3 separate regions of the Homo sapiens genome follow, and regions 1 and 2 are each linked to region 3. The links are chromatin loops, found by intact Hi-C in ENCODE. Cell type or tissue: mammary epithelial cell. All regions are shown on one strand.

The links. Hi-C counts contacts between places; a loop is a spot of excess contacts. Peaks named below come from ENCODE experiments on the same cell type or tissue, not always from the same donor. Only the 100,000 strongest peaks of a DNase experiment are listed, where the experiment ranks them.
Region 1: a loop joins it to region 3, with 6 times the contacts of the local background. A loop is called at or near these places in 63 of 110 quality-filtered maps.
Region 2: it touches region 3 in a loop (5-fold over the local background); 4 of 110 quality-filtered maps call a loop at or near these places.

The regions. Positions count from the first base shown.
Region 1 is chr1:31,323,163-31,331,162 of GRCh38, forward strand. All of the region lies in intron 3 of ZCCHC17 (zinc finger CCHC-type containing 17), which reads left to right. Among named protein-coding and RNA genes, the nearest start is that of ZCCHC17, 30 kb to the left of the region's middle. In mammary epithelial cell, no CTCF peak of the experiment used is centred here; a DNase peak (open chromatin) is centred at 4,419; H3K27ac peaks cover 1,119 bases.
Region 2 is chr1:31,270,694-31,278,693 of GRCh38, forward strand. It overlaps SNRNP40 (small nuclear ribonucleoprotein U5 subunit 40), which reads right to left. Exons shown (of 10, transcript NM_004814.3): 6 at 686-806. Among named protein-coding and RNA genes, the nearest start is that of SNRNP40, 22 kb to the right of the region's middle. In mammary epithelial cell, no CTCF peak of the experiment used is centred here; a DNase peak (open chromatin) is centred at 3,128.
Region 3 is chr1:31,179,693-31,187,692 of GRCh38, forward strand. NKAIN1 (sodium/potassium transporting ATPase interacting 1) reads right to left here. Exons shown (of 7, transcript NM_024522.3): 3 at 5,555-5,635; 4 at 4,125-4,322; 5 at 2,838-2,898; 6 at 2,168-2,249; 7 at 53-2,020. The coding sequence ends at 2,011. Among named protein-coding and RNA genes, the nearest start is that of NKAIN1, 56 kb to the right of the region's middle. RefSeq lists a silencer at 1,922-2,171 and an enhancer at 4,290-4,584. In mammary epithelial cell, CTCF peaks have their summits at 1,926 (motif pointing right), 2,968 (motif pointing left), 4,461 (motif pointing right) and 6,155 (motif pointing right); DNase peaks (open chromatin) are centred at 2,879 and 6,169; H3K4me3 peaks cover 802 bases.

The sequences.
Region 1 (8,000 bases), 140 kb after region 3:
TTAGGAACTCTGCCAGGAACTAGGGACAAAGATCGAATATGTATTTCTTATACCACAGTATCAATGCCAGCATCCTGGTTGTGTTAGTGTACTATAGTTTTCCAAAATGTCACCATTGGAGAAAACTGGATAAAGTGTACATAAAACCTCTGTATTCTTTCTTTCTTTTTTTTTTTTGAGACGGAGTCTTGCTCTGTTGCCCAGGCTGGAGTGCAGTGGCACAATCTCGGCTTACTGCAAGCTCCACCTCCTGGGTTCACGCCATTCTCCTGTCTCAGCCTCCCAAGTAGCTGGGACTACAGGCACCCGCCACCATGCCTGGCTAATTTTTTGTATTTTTAGTAGAGTCAGGGTTTCACCGTGTTAGCCAGGATGGTCTCGATCTCCTGACCTCATGATCTGCCTGCCTCGGCCTCCCAAAGTGCTGGGATTCCAGGCGTGAGCCACCGAGCCCGGCCTAGACCTCTGTATTATTTCTTTTGAGTGCAGATGAATGTACAATTATCTCAAAAATTTTTTTTCACATAGGGCAGCAAAGTTATCAAATATTTTTAAAAAATGATTTAAAACACTCCTAAAATCTTTGAGATTAATAAATATTTTAAAAGATTGCTGTTAATACCCAGTGTTAGAAATGGATACTTTTACTCTCTATCAGGAGCATAATTTCACAGACTTTGGCAATGCCTATTAACATCTTTTATGTGCTTATTACCCTTTAATCCAGAAATTCTTTGAAGAATTTAGTGTAAGTAGAGAATTACATAAATTATGTGCATCTGTTTTGTAGACTATGCAGATGATTGAAAGAATGACTGTATTTCTAAGACATAATTATGCCTCATCTTACCAGAAAGATGCCATGGAAGGTTTTCATACAATTCCATCACACTGCTACCTGACTGATAACAGTTGTAAAACATCATTGATTATGAGAAGCACTCCAATTTCAGAGAGATTAAAGTGAGAGGAAAAGAAAGTGCATCTTAGAATCAATGAAACACAATAAATGTCAGTTTACTGACATGAGCCAGGAGTGGTGGCATGCACCTGTAATTCCAGCTACTTGGGAGGCTGAAGTAGTAAGATCACTTGAGGCCAAGAGTTCGGGGCCAGGCTGGGCAACATAGCAAGACCCCACTGATGGCGATGGAGGCCTGTCTAGAGTGGCTGCTGCAAAGATGCCAGCCATAGTGGGGGCTGTGCGGCCAGGGCTGCATGTTCTATGGAGCTGGCAGGAGCCCTGCCCCCTTATGAGTTAGTGGGGTGGGAGCCCACCCTCATGGGTGCAGCTGCCGCCACCCAGCCCTGGCTGCAGACCCAGGCATCCCTGCACTCTTGGAGGTCCGGGAAGACCCCTTTCCCCCATAGTCTCAGAAGTGCCTGCTCCCACTGCCTGGACTCTCCAAGCTCCCGGCTCCTGCTCTGATTTTGGAGCAAAGTCGAAGCTGAGCCTGGGCACTATTGCAACCTGGCTGGGTTTGCACACCTTGGGGTGGTGCTGCCATGCCAGCTTCCTACCATCTTGGCCCCCTCTGGACTTTGGGTGCCAGTGAGCACAGGAGGGAGGCCAAAGGGGTGCTGAGGGTGGCTCAGCATGGGCCTGCAGGTGCCCCTGGGCACAGAACAACTGGGCGTCATGGACAACATGATTGATGGTGACAAGAGGCAGACAGGCTCCTGGGTGGAAAGGGGCAGGTCTCGGTGAAGCCGCACCTTCAAGCCAGGGATGGCCTAAAGCATAGGGGCCAGGCTGTCAGTTCCAGGTGGAGTCTGTGGCCCAGAGTGAGAACTTAAGGTGCTTTTCCTGGGCCTGCCCATGGACCAGTCAGCACACACTTCTGAAGACTGTAAAAATCCTGGACTCAGCCAGACTTGGGCAGACACTGGGAGGACTTGCCTGTGGAAATGGGTTACCCACACTGGGTCTCCTCTCCGTCAAGGGCTGCAGATGTTGGGATGACCTGCCTGCAGATAAGAGCTGCCCATTCTGGGTCTCCTCTCTGCTAAGAGCTGCACTCAACAGGTTGACCTGCCTGTGGAAAGGAGCTACCTACTTTGGGTCTCCTGAGAGCTGTACCATCACTCAATAAAGCAACTCTTTGCCTTGCTTACCCTCCAGTTGTCTGCTTACCTCATTCTTCCTGGATGCAAGACAAGAACTTGGGACCCGTTGAATGGCGGGACTGAAAGAGCTGTAACAGATCCAAGGGCTCCCTGAGCCAGAGCTGTGACACCTCTTTGGGGCTTTATGGTTCCTGGCCTCTCCAAGCTTCTGGGCACCACCATGTTCCCCAGAGTCCACAGTGGAAGCCGCTTGTGGTATGCCTGGTCCATCCACAGCCTCACATGGAGCTGGTGCCTGTGCCAGCACCTGGAGCTGCCTGCCCAGCCACAGCAGCCAGTGTGCCTGGCTGTGCACAGTGGCTGGACCCCATGCTCACTCACTCATGCATCCCTCGCCACTCCGAGCCTGGCTCGCCCTTGGCAGGTGTGGGATCTGGGACGGCAGCATGAGCCAAGCGCAGCCCATTAGACCAAGTGGATGGAACAGGCCTAGTGGCCCCAAGCAAAGCTGAATGCAGCCTGCCAGGCCAAGTGGGCAGAACGAGCCCAGCAGGTCCAAGCAAAACTCGGGCAAAGGTGCTGCTGGCCACAGCAGCTTCTGGCTGGAAAAGTGACACCTGAAGAATCTTGTGACACCATCTTTACAAAAAGTTAGCTGGGTGTGGTGGCAGAAGGATCACTTGGGCCCAGAAGTTAGAGGCTGCAGTGAGCTATGATTGTGCCACCGCACCCCAGCCTGGGTAAGAGTAAGACCCTGTCCCTTAAAAAAAAAAAAAAAGAAAAAACTAACATGGAAAGAAGTCTAAGATAATAAAATTTAAAAACATGTTGCAGAAGACTTTGTATAGCATCTCTCTTCCCCTTTTAAAGCAAGTGTGCATATGCCTTTAATATCTTTTTTCTTTATATAGTTTAAATTACTGCCTATGTTTAGAAGAAAGGCTGGAGGAATATTCAACAGATTAACAATGGTCACTTCTGGGGAGTTGGTTTTGCTAAGGAAGGGATGTACATGGAAGAGGGACTTTGACTTCTGGAAATTTTTTTTAAGTTTTTTCTGTTAAAAAAAAAATCCAAGAGGTGATCTTTGGATAATAAATCCATGCCTCTAACCTTGTAGACTACTATTCTGCAAATTGCATCTTTGCTTAAGAAATGGTTTACCAGCAGTTTTCAAGCTGGCAGTCAGCAGTCTGTAATTAAGTTTCTCATTTTATGTTGTCTGGAATTTAATGACATCGAACTCTTCCCCACCCCACAGGACATTCATCTCTTTCTGTCTGAGCACAGGTTTTCTTGTTAGTATAGTTGCCATAGCTGCCAGTGCCTGAAAGTCCCATTCTAATTTGGGCATATGTGACACTTTGGGGACTGTGTGGGATTAAAGGCCTGTGACCTTCCAGCAGTCAATCTTCAACTCATTTTATCCATACCCTGTCAGGTGATGCCTCTGATTGTGGCTGACAGCTTACAAGTGAATCTGTCAGTCTGACAGCTGGGCTGAGGCAAGCCTCAGAGGGAGAGCTCAGGGAGCCAAATAATTAGGTGGAAACTCTGTGAGTTTTAATCCTGAGATCTATAGGTTTATTGGATAACTTGAGCAATTGACTTCCTTACAGTGTATCTTAGTTTCTCTGCCCATAAAGAGGGAAGATTATTAAGTCTCAGCCTGAAAGGACTGAGTTAGAAAATAACTCTGGTCTGATCAGGTCTTAACATCTTTGGCTCAGGTAGGTAGATTCTAATTTGAGCTGGTTTCCCAGATGTCATGTTCTCAGAATACTTCAGCCAACACTGAGTTGAAGACCCCTTCCTACTATTCAAACCTAAGCTAGATTTTCTTTCCCCTCTCATAGTATTATCCAATATAACTTTCTGTGATGATGAAAATATTCCTTATGTTCTCTGATTTGTTTCCTGACACCAACCAACTCCCCAATTCTCTGGACACCAACTGGGTGTCCAGTGACTCAGTTCAATTCTGACATTATTTATCTGGAGCTTGTGTTAGATCTCACAAATTTAAGGGACTCAGTCCCACAAAATTTCCCCCATTTCAGATGCCAGCTGCAAGTCCTGGGCCACTTGTACTTCTGACCAATCAGCTGTAAACAGGGGTTCCATGACCACCTACTTAGGTTTGAGACTTTGCCAGAATGGCTTACAGAAGTCAGGAAAACACTTTACAGTAGTCCCCACTCATCTGTGCCTTTACTTTCCACGGTTTCAGTTACCCTAGGTCAACTGAGGTTTGAAAATATTAAAGGGAAAATTCTAGAAACAATTCATAAGCTTTAAGTTGCAGTTGCAGTGTGATGAAATCTTGTGCTGTCTTGCCACATTCCATCTGGGACTTGAATCATCCCTTTGTCCATCCACACTGTGTACGCTACCCACCCATTAGTCCCTTAGTAGCCTTCTCAGTGATCAGATCGACTGCTGTTGCAGTGCTTGTGTTCCAAGTAACCCTTATTTTACTTAATGGCCCCAAAGTGTAATACTAATGCTGGCAATTTTGATATGCCAGAGAGAAGCCATAAAGGGCTTCCTTTAAGTCAAAAGGTAAAAGTTCTCAACTTAATAAGGGAAAAACAGGGACCCCTAGAGGGGGGACTGAGGAAGGGGGAGAATGGTTGAAAAATTTAACTTTGAGTACTATGCTGAGTACTACTGTAATGGGATGATTAATATCCCAAACCTCAGCATCATGCAGTGTACACAGATAACAAACTTGAACATATGTACCCCCGGAATCTAAAATAAAGGTTAAAAACAAATTAAGGAAAGAAAACGTAATCCTGTCCTGTGGTTGCTAAGATCTACCCTAAGAATGAATCTTCTGTGTGTGAAATTGTGAAGAAGGAAAAATTCATACTAGTTTTGCTGTCGAATTTCTAACTGCAAAAGTTACAGCAACAGTGTGTGATAACTGTTCTTACAGTATGTTGTTATGTTATTATTGTTAATCTATTTCTGTGCTTAATTTATAAATTAAGCTTCACAGCCAGGCATGGTGGCTCACACATGTAATTTCAGCACTTTGGGAGGCGAGGTAGGTGGATCGCTTGAGCTCAGGAGTTTGAGACCAGCCTGGGTAACATGGTGAAACCCCATCTCCACAGAAATACAAAAATTTACTGGTCATGGTGGTGTGTGCCTGTAGTCCAAGCTACTTGAGGGGGCTGAGGGGGTTGTTTGAGCCTGGGAGGCAGAGGTTGCAGTGAGCCGAGATCATGCCACTGCACTCCAGCCTGGGTGACAGAACAAGACCCTGTCTCAAAAATAAATAAATAAATAAATAAAAATTAAACTTTATCTTAGGTGTGTATGTATAGGAAAAACATAGTATGTATAGGATTCAGTACTATTCTTTGCCAGTTTATTATAAAGGATACAACTTAGGAACAGCCAAATAATTGAAGAGATACATGGGGTAGGGTATGGCTGGAGTGGAGTGGGATCGGGTAAGGTGTGGTGGGGAGCTTTCATGCTCTCTGGTATGCCACCCTCCCAGCACTAGGATGTGTTTGCCAACCCAGAAACTACAAATCTCATGTATGGGAGTTTTTATAGAGCTCAGTCTCTAGCTCCCAACCCTCCTCTTTCTTCCTAGAAGTAGGAGATTGGTGGGTGGGATTGAAAATTCCAGTCCTCTAAGCCAGCATGGTGGTGAGCACCTGTAGTTCCAGCTACTTGGGAGACTGAGACAGGGGGATCAGTTGAGCCGTCCAGGAGTTTGAGTCCAGCCTGGGCAATATGGCAAGATCCTGTCTCAAAATAGAAAAAGTTCCAGCCCTCTGATCGCTTGGTCTTTCTGGTGACTAGTCCATCCTGAGGCTATCTAGGGATCCCACTCTGTCACCTCATTAAAATAAACTCAGGTATAATCAAAAGGGGCTTACTATGAATAACAGAATACACTCCTATCACTTAATAAATCCCAGGAGTTTTAGAAGTTCTTTGACAGGAAAATGAACAAATGTATTTTTGTATTATACTACATCTGTGCTGATACATGACTTTTTCATTTTATTTATTTCAACTAATTGAAATTGAAACTTAAAACAGCTACATGACTAGTGACTATCTATTAGGCAGTGCAACCCTATACAATTATAAAGTTCTTTTTTTTTTCCTACTGTCTTCTGCCATCCAGCACTAAACTATGAAATTTTGAGAACAGATTTTTCAACATTATACTTTCAGAGTTTCTTGCTTATGATAGAAGCTCAAATATATTTAGCAGTGGATTCAGTTTAGCAAATAATTATTGAGTTCTATTTTCTGATTAGCTTTTTTGGTGGGAACACAGAGGTAAGAGAAACATAATCCCTTGCTGCCCTCAGATTGCTTACAGTCTAGTGATGTAAACAAATTAGAGTGGCGTGTAATAAAAATGAGTGTTGTTGCACTTAGTCCATGGAATTGTGGAACGGTTAGGCTGTTTGGATGAGTCAGGGCATAGTACAATACTTGAGGTATAGTGGGTGGGTGTTCAGTAAATCTCACTGAATGAATGAATGAATTATAGCCTCAGTTCTACCATTAACTGGCTTCTTGGCAAGTCTCCTAGTCTTTGAGCCTTAATTTCCTTATCCCTGAAATGGGAATGATGTGCATATTTTAGGGTCTTGAGTTTTTTTGACTGGGAGGACCATGTTTCATTAACGCTTGGATATATTTTTGCCTATAATATAGTTTAAGCGTTTAGTAAATGTTTTAGTGAATCCTTAATCCCAACAAGAATAAAGGGTGTTAAAACACTTTCACGAATGTGCTTATATTATTGTCATATACCATTGATTGGGAGATGAATTGACTTAAACTGTGGAGAGGGAATTAAGATTACCCAAGGGTAACAGTGACCTTTTGTTTTGACATTTTTTTGGCTGCAGCTGTCCTCTAATGATTTGAGATTTTCACTTCTTTCCTTTATTGCCAGTGGAAGTTGTGGAAGAAATTAATGTTGAACCTAACGCAGTTGGGGTAACGGTTTTAAGGGGACTATAATGGGCTCACTCTGTTACTCTCATGTGGTGATTGAGGAGCTAGCCCTTTCCAAGTTGTCAGGTTTCGTTTTTTTCCTGTTTTTACCAGCAGACACTCAGATGGGACTAATTCTGTTTAAGTGTCATGTTGGGTTTATTGAACTTGATGATGGACTTGATATGCCTCTTGGGCATTTATTTATGGCTTGATGTCAGAAATCCATGCACAGGTTGCTCTGAAGAGCTCCCTTTGGTGTAGCGTGGGAAGCAAAGCATTTTTGTTTGTTTGTTTCTGTTTGATTTTGGAGCATATGCTAGAACAGAATTAGATGTACTTTCCTCTATTTGTAGGTAAGTTCATCTTTCTCCTTTTTTTAATTGTAAGGATAATATAGATTAATAATAAAAATGGGGAAAATATTGGTATGATGTAGGAGACCTGATAAACTCATATTTGAATTGCACTTCTGTTATTTATCAGCCTTGTGATCCTGGATAATTTATATGATTTCTAGATGATTTTTTCCCATGAACCTTTGTCAAAGAGGATTAAATGAATGGATGGATGTAGTATATATAGTGAGGTACTCAGCACAAAGGGAAGGGGCCTCAAATATTTTATATGGTGTCCTCTACTGCATACACGTCATCTGACTTTTGGTGGTGTGTCCATGTTAACAATGAAGTCTCTCCCAAGAATTCAGACTGCTTTCTGAGAATGAATCTAGTCATGAATCCCTCCCATACAGAGTATAGTTTCAGCCATAGATAGAAATAAACCAGGTAATTGCCTATAAAACAGACTGAAGAGATGGGAGCACTCAAGATGCAAACAAGATAATCTGGGTGTAATTCCAGGGAAAAGGGATTGGAATGAAATTGTAATTTAGGAGACTGAAATCTAGTTGATTGTATCATAATATTCTTTTTTTTTTTTCTCTTGAG
Region 2 (8,000 bases), 91 kb after region 3:
CCCAATGAATGTCAGGTATTGTTTTTGTTACAAAATGTCAGGGAATACATTTTAGTTCCTGACAAGCCTATAATTTTGTATACCAGGGCCATTTCCAAACTCCCTCAACATTAAGCATATAATCCAGCAAGTCACCTTACTTTTTTTCTGTAGTAACCCATCCTCCCACCCTACAACTCAAAAACAAGTAAAGAGAAAGAGCAAGAGTGTGTTCGTGTAAATCCAGAATGTTTTAATGAAGACCTCTTCCCACACCAATGCTTTCAGAGTGGGGAGGGAAGACAGACTGGCAGGAAAGAGCAGAAGAGATCATCCAAGCTTGGTGCTCTCTGAAAACGCACAAGAACTGCCTTGAATAGACTTCTAGATTCACATCTTTTTCATTAAACTCATCACCTAGAGTTTCTAATATCCTGTTGGATACACAGCATACCAGAGCTGAGATGGGTCTTAAAGGTAAAGTCCAATCTTCTTATCAATGTAGAAACTGATGCCTAGAGAGAAGAAATGCTGTGTGCAAAGTTGTTCAGGGACAAGACAGAGATCTGAGACTACAGTCCTAGATTCTTGACTATCTCACCTAAAGCTTTCCCCATTACAACACATTCTAATCGTCTGATGGAATCTGTGAGCAATCTTTGACTTTTTCCTTGGATCCTGGGAGAGATTTCCTTTCCAAAGTTACCTGTATTGTCCATTGCATTGGACAAAAGATAAGAGCCTTCAGAACTTAAACTCAGGCCAGTCACTGAATCTGCATGGCCTCTCATGGTGTAGGTTAGCTTGTTCTGGCGCAGGTCCCAGACCTGCAAAAACAGAAAGGTGCCCCCAGAAATCAAATTAATAAAAGCAGAGAAAGAGAATGACACAAGAGACAAGAGTCAATTGCCCAGAGACACTGATATTACTCTACTATAAAACACAGGATTTCTGTCAAAGAGAAAAACACCTTTTTTTAATTTTCATTTTTTTTTTGAGACAGCGTCTCACTCTGTTGCCCAGTGCAGTGGCACTATCATGGCTCGCTGTAGCCTTGACTTCCCGGGCTCAGGTGATTCTCCCATCTAAGCCTCCCCAGTAGCTGGGACTACAGGAGCATGCTACTATACCCAGCTAATTTTTCTGAAGAGACAGGTTTCACCATGTTGCCCAGGCTAGTCTTGAACTCCCGAGCTCAAGCAATCCTCCCACCTCATCCTCTCAGTATTTGGATTAACACGCATGAGCCACTATGCCTGGCCAATCTCTGTCTTTCTAAAAAGGTAGCTCAGGCTACCACGTTTGACTAGATAAATATAAACGAATGCATATCAAATGTTAAGATAAAGTTTTACACACAAAAAAATAGAATTCAGAAAGGTTATTTTCAAATCATAGCAAAGAAAAACTATTATAGAAAAAAACTAAAAATGGCTATGATTCTTAGCCATTAAAAATTATTATAAATACATAAAACGAACATGTCATTTAAAAAAGGCATTATGATTACATGTTTGTGTAACAATATGAAAAATACAGATGCTTAAAATTTTTCTTTTAATGTAACAATATGTGACAATAAATGTATATATATGTACATGTATGGATATGTACATGCACATACACTATGGAAAAGCACATTTATTAAAATAAAAATAAATTACAGGTTCACTATTGCTTGTATAGGAAACGTAAGATACAGAAAATAACCTAAACGTCAAGCAGGAAAAATAGGTGGTTTATTAAATTATGGTTCATAAGCACATTGCAAAACTGAATTCTCATACAGGAGATAGCATGACAGAGTAGAAAGAGTGGTGACTTAGGGTAAGAATAAACTGTTCCTTGCCACTTAGAGTTATGTGTCATTGGGTCACTAATTCTTTCTGGGCCTGTTTCCTGGTCTGTAAGATTAGGGATAACAATAGCTACTTCTTACGGCTGTTGTAAGGATTATAAGAATGCTTAGCATATGCCGGGCACAAGACAGGTCCTCAATAATGTGTAGCTATTGTTAAGCAGTTCCTAAAAATAACTCAGAAGACCAAATGTAAAAATATTTACATAATAAGCTATTAAGCAAAAAAGGAAAATACAAAACAGTATTTATCTTTACACAGACTACAGCTATGTAAAATAAATATTTTCAAGCTAACAGAAATAGTCTGGAAAGTCACATGGCAAAAAGAACAGTAATTTTGTTAAGGTCACTGGTATTACATAAAATACAAATTTTCCCCCAATTTTATTTCATATTGCAATGTAGTTTTTTTCTAAGTGAATAAAACTTTTGCTGTTCCTTAAATCAAGACACTTTTCCTTATCTAGAAATGAGTTAGGTGTTACACAGCAGAGCAATACATAGGGCAGACAACTCCACTTTCTCCATCAGTAACTCACTCATGTGTGGAGCCCAACACATTTTCTATACGATCATTTTTTTATATCAAGATGTTTGCTGCTTCAGTAATCAGGAAAGCCTGAAGTATCTGACATTTTGTTCAAGCTGTTGTTCCTTCTCTTCTGAGAAGGCACTGTTGAAATCTAGCTTTGTAACAACTAGGAGAGAATGCATTTTGCCAACCCCTCACAGAACTTGTGTGTTATTTCCAAACTTCCCCCTTGAGGCCTGTACACCTTGTTTGTGCAGGGCCAAAAAAGTATCCAGGATTTGCCACAAAAAAAATCTACAGCAGGGGTGGCTCACTCCTGTAATTCCAGCACTTTGGGAGGCCAAGGTGGTTGGATCACCTGAGGTCAGGAGTTCAAGACCAGCCTGGCCATGGTGAAACCCCGTCTCTACTAAAAATACAAAAAATTAGCCGGGCATGGTGGTGCACACCTGTAATCCCAGCTACTCGGGAGGCTGAGGCAGAAGAATCACTTGAACCCGGGAGGCGGAGGCTGCAGTGAGCCGAGATCACACAACTGCATTCCAGCCTGGGCAACAAGAATAAAACTCTGTCTCAAAAAAAAAAATCTACAGCAGGAATTTAAGCAAAACATTTTGCAAGTATCCTACTCAGCTGTTCAATGAAAAATCTGGGCATCTGATTAGTGGCAGGTACTGCTGGAGATTAAAAAAAGACATGGCCCTGCTCACAAGGAGTGTTCAGTATAACAAGGAAAACTTAAGACGTTTAAACAAGTAATGACAGGCCTATGCAAGGTACAGTTGCATACGGGTCAGAGGGTTTAGCTCTGGTGGAACAGAGATGAGAGTGAGAAAGGGAAGCTTTCACAGAAAATGAAGCACCTGAGCAGGGTCTGGAAGAAGGAAGTTTTTTTTTGTTTTTGTTTTTTTTTTAACTTAGACAAAGTGGAAGGGTATTTACTAGGACAAGATAATTTATGGAAGTAGAGGGGCATGAAAAACACTGCTGGATTGTAGGAGATTAGGCACCCAGAGGCAGCAGATGATGAGGTAGACAGGCAGAGGCCAGCTCATGAAAGGTTTTGAATGCCTGGCTTGCACTTTATTTCCTTCACTGGGGGGTCAAAGAAGGGTTCAAAATAGAAAAATGAGACATTCAGTTGTATATTCTGGAAAGATCCTTCTGACCCATTGATTAACTGATTGATTGAGACCGAGTCTCCCTCTGTTGCCAGGCTGGAGTGCAGTGGTGCAATCTCGGCTCACTGCAACCTCTGCCTCCCGGGTTCAAGTGATTCTCCTCCCTCAGCCTCCAGAGTAGCTGGGACTACAGGCGCGCACCACCACACCCAGCTAATTTTTGTATTTTCAGCAGAGATGGGGTTTCACCATGTTGGCCATGGCCAGGATGGTCTCGATCTCTTGACCTTGTGATCCGCCCACCTCAGCCTCCCGAAGTGCTGGGATTACAGGCTTGAGTCACCGCGCCTGGCCTGGCCTATATATTTAATAACTGAAGGGATGAGACCTCCTAAAGTGCAGGGATTACAAACATGAGCCACTACACCTGGCCTAATCTATCCTTTTAACCATTACATTAAAAAAAAAAAAAAAAAAAACCAAACTGAACTCCCATCCTAACTAGAGTTCAGGATTACAAGAAACGCCAGATTGCCAGCCAGACCATCAGGCTCTCAAGTGACACATTTTCTTCTTTCTTCATTTTCCTCTGACTCCCCAATCCTATTACCAGGTAGGAAGTTCCAAGAGATTGGTGGGAACAGCATTATCTGCTCACAAATATACACAGAATTTGTTTAACTCAGATTTTAAAAAGGGTTCCCACTCCTTATTTGTTTCTCTTTCTTAGAACAGGCAGTGCTACCTAAGATAGACTGAGAAACAAATAAAAACCAGGCTCTCTGAGGAGCATCTCCTAATATAGTGAGGCAGTATGGTGATTTGTCACACAAGGGCTCAAGACTGGTAAGCCTCTAGGTGCTTAAAAGGTGCTTGTTAATTGACTAGAGGTAACAAGACAGAGTGGCAAGACTATTAGCCCTCTAGAGATAGAGCTCTGGTCCCGTCTCTACCACTGACTGAGTGATGACTATTTGATCTTGGCCAGATCACTTAACCTCTTAGGGCCTCACTTCAGTCACCTATAAAGTGAGGGATGGAGGTGATGTCTACGGTTCTTTTCAGGTTTGACATTTCCTGAGTCTTTCTGATTGAAAAGGAGCCTCTCCTTTGCATGTTTAAAGAAATTTATGAGGTCTTTTAGGACAACTAAGAGTCTTCCTGAGTTCGAGAGAGCAATTACTCTCCCCTCTGCATGTAACAACAGGGTATTTTTTTTTCTAATCAGGACAGAGTCTCACTCTGTCATCTGGAGTGCAGTGGTGCAATCTTGGCTAGCTGCAACCTCCACCTCCCGGGTTCAAGCGATTCTCGTGCCTCAGGCTCCCAAGTAGCTGGGACTACAGGTGTGTGCCACCACGCGCAGCTAATTTTTGTATTTTTAGTAGAGACGGGGTTTTGCCACGTTGGCCAGGCTGGTCTGGAACTCCCGGCCTCAAGTGATCTGCCCGCCTTGGCCTCCCAAAGTACTAGGATAACAGGCATGAGCCACAGTGCCTGGCCATCAGCAGGGTATTTTTAATAGGGAAAAGACTACCTTCTAAGTAAATTCTAACACATATACAACTCTCTCCAGTCCATCTCTGTTATACAAGAGCAAAAATAAAGAAATAATTCTAGCAACCTGGTTTCAAACATTGTATTAACTGCTCCTGCCAGAAAACAATATGGCAGCCTGTATCCCAAATATGAAACATCCTTATACTTATTAAAACACATTAATTTTCATCTGGAAATCTATTCTAAGAAAACAAATACAGAAAAAGTTTCATGCACAAATATGTCCATAGCAGCATAATCTGTGATAATGATTCACATGAAACAGCCTAAATGTCCAATGACATGGTTGTCACTAAATTATTTAATACTGTAATAATAAAAAAATGATGATGATAATGGCAGCTGACATATATTGAACACACTATGTCCCTGCCACGGTGCTAGGAATATTATATCCTTACTTCATTTAATTAATGTAACAATTATATGAGGTGAGCTGACAATTCCCATTTAGACACAAGAAATGGAGATGAGGTTAAAACAACTTTTTTAAGATCACAAAGCTAGCAATTAATTGGCAAATTGCAAAATGATCCCAACTTCGCTTAAGCACAGGAATTCAAGGTTACAGTGAGCTATGATTCCACCACCACATTGCAGCCTGGGCAACACGAGTGAGACCTCAAAATAAAGCAAAAAAATGGAAAGGAAAATGATTCTAACTACAATTCTAAGAAAATAAGAATGATTTGATAGAGAGCAACTAGAGGTGGGCTTAGTTAAGGATATACTTTCCAGAAGAGATATCTATGCTGTGATCTGAAGATAAGAGGCAAGTCACAGCAATGCATCAAAGGTGGGGGTGGGGGATTCCTGACAAAGGAGCAGCTATGTGATAATAAGTGAAAAGAGATCATGGCTGGGCACAGTGGCTCATGCCTGTAATCCCAACACTTTGGGAGGCCAAGGAGGGAGGACTGCTTGAGGCCAGGAGTTCGAGACCAGCCTGGGCAATGTGTTGAGAACCCATTTCTAAAAAAACAAAAACGAAAACGAACCAAACTGGCCAGGCGTGGTGGCTCACTCCTGTAATCCCAGCACTTTGGGAGGCTGAGGTGGGCGGATCACCTGAGGTCAGGAGTTCTAGAACAGTCTGGTCAACATGGTGAAACCATGTCTCTACTAAAAATACAAAATATTAGTGGGACGTGGTGGCGGCTGCCTGTAATCCCAGCTACTCGGGAGGCTGAGGCAGGAGAATCACTTGAGTCCGGGAGGTGGAGGTTGCAGTGAGCTGAGATTGTGCCATTGCGCTCCAGCCTGGGCAACAAGAGTGAAACTCCGTCTCAAAAAAAAAAAATTTAGCTGGGCATAGTGGCATGTACCTATAGTCCCAGCTACTTGGGAGGCTGAGGTGAGAGAATTGCTTGAGCCCAGAAGGTCATGGCAGCAGTGAGCCATGATTGCACCACTGCACTCCAGCCTCGGCAGAGCGAGACTCTCTCTTGAAAAAAGAAAAAAAGCATCATCTAAAGAATGAATATTATAATGTTTACATACAAAACATTGTAGTACAGAAAAGACTTGAAGGAAGTACACTGTGAAATAGTAAGAGTGACTGAATTTGGATGATGAAACTACAGTGACTTATCTATTTTTATAATTCTTTTACATTTTCTGCACTTTAATATACAAAGTATCACTTTTATTACTAAATCTATTTTAATTGTAATTAATTGTTAATAATGTTATTCCCAATAAAGTTGATTTGTTAAACATATATTTGAATGCAAATTTTATATCTGCATAAAACATTTAAGGTAAATAAGCAGACAAATTAGGAAAAGTCTATACTGATTTTTTGTTTAGAAAAGAGAATACAATATATACAGTACACAAACAAGGAGACTGTCTCAGTGCTGGGTGCACTTCTAATTAAAAAAATTCCCCGAAAATGAAGCATTGGCAGAAAAATTTGAATGTTTGTGGACGGATTAAACGCTTTTTAGCTTTTTTTTAATGCTTTGAGACAGGGTCTCTCTCTGTCGTCTAGGCTGGAGTGCAGTGGCACGATCTTGGCTCACCACAACCCCCACCACCCTGGTTCAAGCCAGTCTTGTGCCTCAGCCTCTTGAGTAGCTGGGATTACAGGCGCATGCCACCATGCCTGGTTAATTTTTGTATTTTTAGTAGAGACGGGGTTTTGCCATGTTGGCCAGGCTGGTCTAGAACTCCTGACCTTAAGTGATCCGCCTGCCTTGGCCTCTCAAAGTGTTTGGATTACAGGCGTGAGCCAACACGCCCAGCAAACACTTTTTAGTTTACTATCACCAACAGAGTACTGAACAATTTTCATCACCCCAAAAATTTCCTAATTTTTCTCCTTTGTGTCAAACCTCTTCATCCCTAACATTTGCTGATTATTGATCTCTTCTTTGCCCTATGATTTTTTTTGAGAATATAAGGAATCCTATACATATATATAAAACCTTTTGAGGCTAGCTTCTTTTATTTAAGCTGTGAGAATTTGTGCTGTATAGCACTATTGTCTTTAGAAGGCCCAGGAACAGTCCAGATAAAGAGCCCAAAGTAAGCCATACTATTGACAGTAAGTAGACTTTACTAGCACAAGAGTATTATTGTTAGGTTAGTCTATCCTCACAGTGGAGACGAGGGCATCAATCAAATTTGGTACTCTGTTGGTGGTAGTGAATCTATGCAAACATTAAAATTCTTATAACTGTACACCAAAAATGTTTATTTCACTGTATGTAAATTTACATGTCTTGAAAAGTATAAAAGTTATCATAGCTTGATGACATTAATCTATTTTCATGTGTACAAGAAGTCTTCTAGTGATTCTGACGCCAGTGAGCTCCCAACTCCATTCTGGGAAATATTGTGCACAGCTATTAAAGTTGATCTAAGTTTCCATGTTCTGATTCTTCATTCTCCAAGTATTTATATGATGGAAAAGGGATGGGAAGTTCAATTTTGGAAAACCTGA
Region 3 (8,000 bases):
AGGGACTTCTCACTTAGAAAGTTCTATAGACCCAATGGGCAGGACAGGAAGATAGAGAAGAAAACACCATCTTTAATCAACCCGCCTGCACAGAAACCAGGAGAGCACTCCCCTCCTTGCAAGGTCCCAGTGAAAAGAGAACCTGGTCCCCTTGCAAAAACCATCTTATAAAAACAAAAGGCTTCAAAGCACCAGTGGCTACACCCGTTGAGTAGAAAGGGGCTTGGGGGAGAGTTGGGGTGAGAGAGGTGAGGGCTGGAGGCAGGGCTGGCCCAGTGAAGGGCAGTAGCTTAGCCTGAGGGAGCTGCCCCCCTCTCAAGCTGTACCCACCAGCTGGGAGCTCCATGCCTGTGGGGGCCAGAGGAACTCCTGGGCCTGGCTGCTTGCATTTGGGATGGTGGGGTGGGGTTGCCAGCCTTGCTCAGGATATTTTGGCCTTAGAGAGTAGGGAATGATAGATTGGAGGGTAGTGGGAGAGGAGCGGAATGGTCACCACAGACAGGCTCAGGTGTGCAAACCATCTGCACCATCTGGGTGCCCCCCAGTTCCTCCATGTCTCCTGCCCTCCTTTCTAACCCAGGGCCATGCCTCTTTCACAGATGAAATGCTGAGACCTGATCCTCTCTCTATGGACGCACCAGGCAGTGCGTGGGATGCAGCGTCCTCAGGAGTGTCTGTGGAGGGAGGTGGGGAAAGTGTTCTCACCTCTACTTGCCCCCAAGGAAGGGTGAGGGTGCTGGCAATCCCGACTCCCCGACTACTCACACCCCCATCTGCCCCTTCAGAACTCCTTCTGGGCTTGTTAGAGGAGGCTTCTGGCCATTGGATTGGTTGTAAATGCTGGTGATCTGTAAACACTGGAGTCTGGGCAGCGCTGACCAGCATTGCTCCTCTCTGAAACCACAAGCCTTCCAACTGGTGAGGTGGATGGAGCCGTCAGGGGTGAGTGGAGTTGTGGAGGTGATGGGGATACAGTAGAACCAGCCTCAGGGACCTGGAAGGGGGTGGAGTGACTGAGTTGGGGCCCCACTTTCCTGGAGGAGAGAGCTTGAAAGATTTGCCAAGGGTGGACAGAGGCTGAGTGTAGGAAGGCTTCTCTGTGGGTGGGGCTGAATTTGGGGCTTCATCCATCCAGTTCCCAATAAGAGAACGAATGGGTATATTGCTTTAAGAGAGGCATTGGCAAGTGGTGGTGGTGGTGTGTGAATATGGTGGAGACCACATAGGTCCAAGATGGAGGGGGGCTTGGAAATGGAACTCAGAGAGCAGACACTGGGTTTTACAGTCAGAAACTGCAGAAAGTACACTGTGTTCAAGGCCCACTTCCACCAAAAATCTAGCTGTGTGGCCTCAAGCAAATCACATCTCTGGGCCTCAGTTTTAATGTACTGCAAAATGAGAATTTTAATCCCAGTCTAGCTCAGGGAATTGAGTTAAATGAGAAGTCTAAAAGAGTCCATTTGCTAAGGGATTAATTACTTGAGGTGCGGAAACCGAGGCTCAGAGAGGGCAAGGGCTTTGCTAGACGTCACAGTCAGTGATGGACCTGCGATTAGAACCCAGGAATCCTGCTCCTAGTTCACAGTAGCTTTCCCCAGAGCTGGTGAGTGAGTGTGGTGGGATGGGATGGGTCTGATGTCCTGCTGTTTTTGGACAGGGGGGCAGGATGCTGGGTGAAGAGTGAAAGGGAGAGGCTGGAGAAGAGAGGAAGGCCCCAGCTCACGCCAAGGCTGAGATTAAAAACAAACAAACAAAAAACAAAAAACCCGTGGTGCCCCTCCCCCGCCCCGCCCCACTCCTCCGAAGTCCGGGCTGCGAAGAGCCAAGCTCAAATCCAAGTCCAAGTCCAAGTCCACGTCCAAGTCCGCATCTCCAGATGCAGACGCGGGGTTGGGCACAGGCTGCAGTGAGCGCGCGGGCCACCAGGGGGACACGCCTGCGCCTTGGCCCGAGCTCGCGGCAGCTGCGGTCAGCCCAGGGCGAGGCGCCGGGGTGGGCGCGGGGCAGAGGCTACCCCGACCTGCGGGAAACAAAGGCAGGTTAGGGAGAGTGGATCCCAAAAGTATGGGGGCGGAGAGACCCGGTTGCCCTGCCCACTCCTCCATCCCCTCCTTTTCGCAACCCCGACGCCCAGGCCTCCCCAAGCCAGCAGGGGGCCGTGACCCACGTGTACAGAGGCTGCAGCTGTAAATGCGACGTCTTCTGGGGCGCCTGGTATCCGTAGGAGTCAAAGCCGCCGATGAAGTCAACTGCGGAAGAGGGGCGGCGCATGTTAGGGATCGGCGGCGGGGGCGAGGAGAGGGAGACTGGGTCCTGAAGGGGAAGAATCTGAGGGCAGGACTCCCACCCTAGGAAGCGGAGCCAGAGAAGCCATGAGGAGGGGAGGGGCGAGGGTCAGACCCCGTGCAGGGCCTGGGGCGGGGCTTCGGCTGGACCCTGAGGGATGGGCCTCTGGGGGTCTGGAGGCGGCGAGGCCGGGCCAGCTGAGGGTCAGGCCCCAGTCCTTAAGGCTTGGGCCTGGGAGGCCGGGCAGTCCTATGGGAGAGAAGGCTCTCAGGGGCGGGGCTAGAGCCTCTAAACGGGACAAGACCTCTGATGGGGTGGGGCGAGATTGGGGAAAGGGGGTGCTGGGGCCAGGGACTGGGCACCTGGACGTCTGGACCCCAGCCTGGAACGGGCTGGTATGCAGAGCCTTCCATACCAGCCGCCTCTTCCCCTCGAAAGGGGCCCGTGGCCGACCCTGGGCTCCCTCCCGCCGGGGCCAGTCACAGGCCTCTGTCCAGGGTGCTGAAGGCGCAGGGCCAGATTCCCCACTTCCCCAGGGGCGCCTTACTCACAGCTGTCCTCCTCCTCCAGGAACACTTTGCTCACGTAGCAGGCGAACACGAAGCCGAACAGCTGGGAGTGGAGATGACACGTCAGGGAGGAAGGAGGAGTGGGAACCTCTTCCTCCGCCCCCTGCCGGGCCCTGTACGCTCTGACTGGCAAGGGAGGAGGCATGCCAGGATGAAGGCAAACCGTAACAACTTCCAATTAAATGTTTTCACCTTAAAGTCAAACATACATGGTCTAACTCTTCTGAAAGTGTAACTTGAGACAAGTAATCATTTTACCTCTTTGAGCCTCAGTTTTCCCACTTGGACTTGGGCAATACCTTATGGCTTGTTAAGAAGAAAGAGGATTATGTGACTTTGTGGGTACAAAGTGCCTAGGACAGGGCTGGCCCTTCTAGAAACAGGAACTACTCCTATCTTGGAGTTTCTTTCTTTCTTTTTTTTTTCTTCCCTTCCCTTCCCTTCCTTTCCTTCTTTCTTTCAGACAGGGTCTCACTCTGTCACCCAGGCTGTAGTGCAGTGCTGCAATCATGGCTCACTTCAGCTTCAACCTCCTGGGCTCAAGTGATCCTCCTGCCTCAACCTCTCAAGTAGCTGGGTCCACAGGCATGAGGCATCACGCCCACTGGGGTCACTTTCTTATTCTCACAACTCTGAGGCTGGTATTGTCATTCTTTTTTGTGAATAAGGAAACAAGCTCCGAGAAGGCAGGTGACTTGTCCAAAGTCACATAGTGGGTGTATTGAGCACTTAAACCCAGGATTGATTCATAGTCTGATGCCTCATCCTACTCACTAAACCTGTTCACTCTGCACAGGGGCTGGGGCAGCGGTGAGGGAAGACGGTACAGGATATGGAAACAGATCCAGACAAAAGGACAGACAGGCGGAAGACCTAGGTTCATTCCCTCTTTTTTTTTTTTTTTTTTTTTTTTTTTTTTTTATGGAGTTTCGCTCTTGTTGCCCAGGCTAGAGTACAATGGTGCAATCTTGGCTCACCGCAACCTCCACCTCCTGGGTTCAAGCAATTCTCCTCCCTCAGCCTCCTGAGTAGCTGGGATTACAGGCATGTGCCACTATGCCTGGCTAATTTTGTATTTTTAGTAGAGACGGGGTTTCTCCATGTTGGTCAGTCTGGTCTTGAACTCCTGACCTCAGGTGATCCACCAGCCATGGCCTCCCAAAGTGCTGGGATTGCAGGCGTGAGCCACTGCGCCCAACCCATCCCCTCAACCAGAGCTAAAGAAAGGGATCGGGAAGTGTGTGTAGGGTGGGGGACAGAAGGACTTACTGCCAGGAAGATCTGCAGGGCGCTGCTGAGGGCTTCAATGTAGGGGTAGTCAAGCAGGCAGCCAGTGACAGAGATGACATGGTGGTCCTCCAGAGCCAGGCGGGAGTTCAGAACAGGTGTCACCAGGCAGCCTGGCCCATTCTCCATCCACCAGGAGCGGTGCAGGGATGTGTTGAAGGTCATGATGAAGTCCCGGTCCTGGGGGCAAAGGGGCCTGGGATACTGAGTGTGAGGGAGAGGGAGGGGGGAGCTACTCCCCCAGCCCAGGAAGACTATATTGATCGGTGAAGGGATTCAGGGAGCCTGCACCTGCAAGTCCATATTTGACCAACAGGTGGCACTTAATGACCACACAGGCCTCACTCTTTTGTCACTGAGATGGGAAGGGGTTTGTGTGGACTCACAGGGGCCTCAGAATTTTCAGAGCTGGAAGGAACATTAACAATTTCCCAGCCACAGGTGAAATCCTCAGTACCAGCCCCTTAACAGCCCATTCAGTATCTCCACTGCTCCCCCTGTGTGCGACCCTGGGCGAACCTCTCCTTTGGGGCCTTGGTCTCCACATTTGTTAAATGGAGAAGGGGCTGGCCTAGATCAGAAGTTCTTACCCAGGGTGTGTACCCATGTGCCCATCCATGCAGTCACTCATTCAACAGATAAATACTCACTGCCTGCCGACCAGGGGCCAAGCACTCAGATGTGTGACCTTATTTTATCCCCTCAGCAACCACATGAAGTTGCAGTTGCTCTTATGTCCACTTACTAGATGAGGAAACTGGGGCTCAGAGAGGATCAGCCACTTGCCCAGGGTAATACAGCTAGAAGGTTTTAGAGCTGGGATTTGAATCTAGCAGGGTCAAACTACAAAGCCAATGCTCTTAAATTCACATATTTTGCCTCTTTTATATCTAAAAATAGAAGTTGTGTCTCTCTGGGCTTGCTCTTATTCAAGCGAAACAGTCCTACTTTCTTGGTCTGCTCAATCTTCCCTGAACAAACTCTAACTAGTCTCTTTCCCTTCTGAAAAATATTGATCAGAATTAACCCAAATCTTTGTGGTCTAAGCACTACAAAGCGCATGGCATTTTCACCTCCCTTGCTCTGAATACTCTACCTCTATTAGCGGGGCCTAAGAGTAGCTTTCTGGGCTCCCACATACTGTTGGTTTTTACTGAGCTTGTGATCAACTGGGACCCCTGGCTCATCTTCACATGGACTGCTCTTCAGCCTTATCTGCTCCATCATTGTGTTTGAGGAAGCCAGAAATAAATTGTGTAAGTAGGAAATGGGGCACACAGATTATTTGGGCATGTAAGGAGAGAGAGACTTCTTCGAGACATGATGCTCTGGTCCTATACCACAGTACCCTTAGGGCAGGGGATGGGAATGGTCAGGCTCTGCCCTATGGCACTGCCAGGTCTGAGGCTTACCTGGGACAGCTGTCCAACCTCCAAGTAGAAGCAGATGATAAATGCATTCCAGCCAACCCAGAGCACCAGCCAGGCTGCATACTGGGGAAAGCAGAGGTGGGATCAGGGTGGGGCCTGGGGAGTGGGGGATGGGGAGTGTCAATGGAGACAGAGCTCAGGGATGAGGAGATCTGGGCAGGGGAAATTATGAGAATACCTCACTCAGAGAGCACAGTGTAGCTTACAAATCATTTACACACCCATCAGGCCTTACAACAGCCCTGCAAGGTCAGCACTGCCCTCTTTTAGAGAGAACTAACTTAAAACTGAAAGGAAGTTTAAGGTTTCTAAGATCACACAGCTAGGAGGAGGTAGGGCTGCCACTCAAATCAAGTTCTCTGATAGCTAATCCCATCCACTGTGCTAACAACATCCTCTAGACCAGCTGTCTCTAGAATACTGGAATCATTCAAGGATGTTTGTCAAAAATGCAGATTCTTGGGTCCTACCTCTAGACCTACTGATTCTGAATTTCTAGGGATGTTTAAAAGGGATTGCTTAAGCAATCCCTAGGAGATTGTGACTCAGATGACACTTTCAGAAACATGTTCCAGGTGGTAAGCCACTAGAGGGCGAGGACTCTGACTGCCTGGCTCACCACTGCAATGCCAATGCCTAGCACAGAATAGCTGGATGAACCCATTAAGACTATAGGAAATGGGCCAGGTGCAGTGGCTCATACCTGTAGTCCTAGCACTTTGGGAGGCTGAGGTGGGCAGATCATTTGAGCTCAGGAGTTCAAGACCAGCCTGGGCAATATGGAGAAAACCCATATTTAAAAAAAAAAAAAAAAGAGGCCAGGCGCAGTGGCTCACGCTTGTAATCCCAGCACTTTGGGAGGCCAAGGTGGGCAGATCACCTGAGGTCGGGAGTTTGAGACCAGCCTGACCAACATGGAGAAACCCTGTCTCTATTAAAAATACAAAATTAGCCAGGCATGATGGCACATGCCTGTAATCCCAGCTACTCGGAAGGCTGAGGAAGGAGAATCACTTGAACCTGGGAGGTGGAGGTTGTGGTAAGCTGAGATCATGCCACTGGACTCCAGCCTGGGCAACAAGAGCGAAACTCCGTCTCAAAAAAAAAAAAAAAGTCTTAATTCTTTTGTGTTTTTTTTTTTTTTTTTTTTTTTAAGACAAGATTTTGGTCTGTCACCCAGGCTGGAGGGCAGTGGATGCTGGGAACTTTAGACCAAAAGAGACAGGAGGTTATCCTGCAGCCTTGTGCCTGAGTATGTGTGTGACATCTTCTCACATGGCTGTGGCTGGAGTCTGGGTATAAGGGAACCAGGGCAGGTGGAGGCAGGATCATGGATGGGGCCTGGAGAAAGGCTGGGGTGAGCAGACCAAACTGAGACCCCAAGCATAGAACGGGAGTCCAGCCTGGGCCCTGGATGCCCTCACTCCATCACTTTCCTCCCTCCCTTCCTTGCTCTATAAATTGTACTTGAATGACACAGGTCAATGTGCCCCGCTCCAGCAATCTTTCCATCTGTCTGGAAGGAGAGGGCTGGGATGGGAGGGACTGGGAGCAGCAATGCTGGAGCAGCAATGCTAGGTCAGCACTGAGGCCCCTGGGCCCCTCAGTTTTCCCACATCCCGAATGTGGCCACCTCTGGGGAGAACAGCATTCCACCCACGGTAGTGAGCTGGAGAGGAGGTTAGGGTCGATTTGAGACCTGGATGCTTCTACCCAAGTCCTGTGCCTGCAATTCTAGTGGCTGTCACCTGGCAGATAGTGTTGTTGACAGTGGTGTCTGGGGCTTTCCTGAGAACTGGAGAGAAGTGTTCTCTTATGTCAGATGAGAGAGAGCCTTGTTAGGGTCCTGTTCACCTGGCTTCTGGGAACTGAGCCTGTGGAGGTGGGGAGAGAAGTCCTAGAATGAGTGTGTGTGGGCTCTGGAGGCAGCATGACATTGCATGTCATTGTGATTGTAGGTGTCAAGCATGTATGTAGTAAATCTAGTGAAAAGCCTTTTCCCTCAAGAGAGCCATGTGAAGAGGTCACTGAGGAACAGCAGGGAATATGGGTGAATCTAGCTGAAAGCAGGAGTTTGACAGAGACTATCAGGGACCAGGACTTGGGAAGAGGCTGTCGGGGAGGAGGAGAGAGACCCAGACTCCTGGGGCTGGAGTGCAGGGAGGCACTGACCTCAAAGCCACACTAGCTGCTCCAGAACACATCCTTGATGTACATCGGGCAAGAGAGACAAATGCCAAGCCTTCCTGAAGCTTCTTGAGAAACTAAATAAGATGAAGCCCATCCCTCCTGTGTCCTTGCGCCCACCCCTTCCTGAGGCCGTGTGGTGCCGCAGCAGGAGCCTTCACTGTTGATCTGATGTTCTAATCCTGCCTTGCTTTCATTAGCTGTGTGACCTTAGGAAGACTCGCAACCTTTCTGAGCTTCA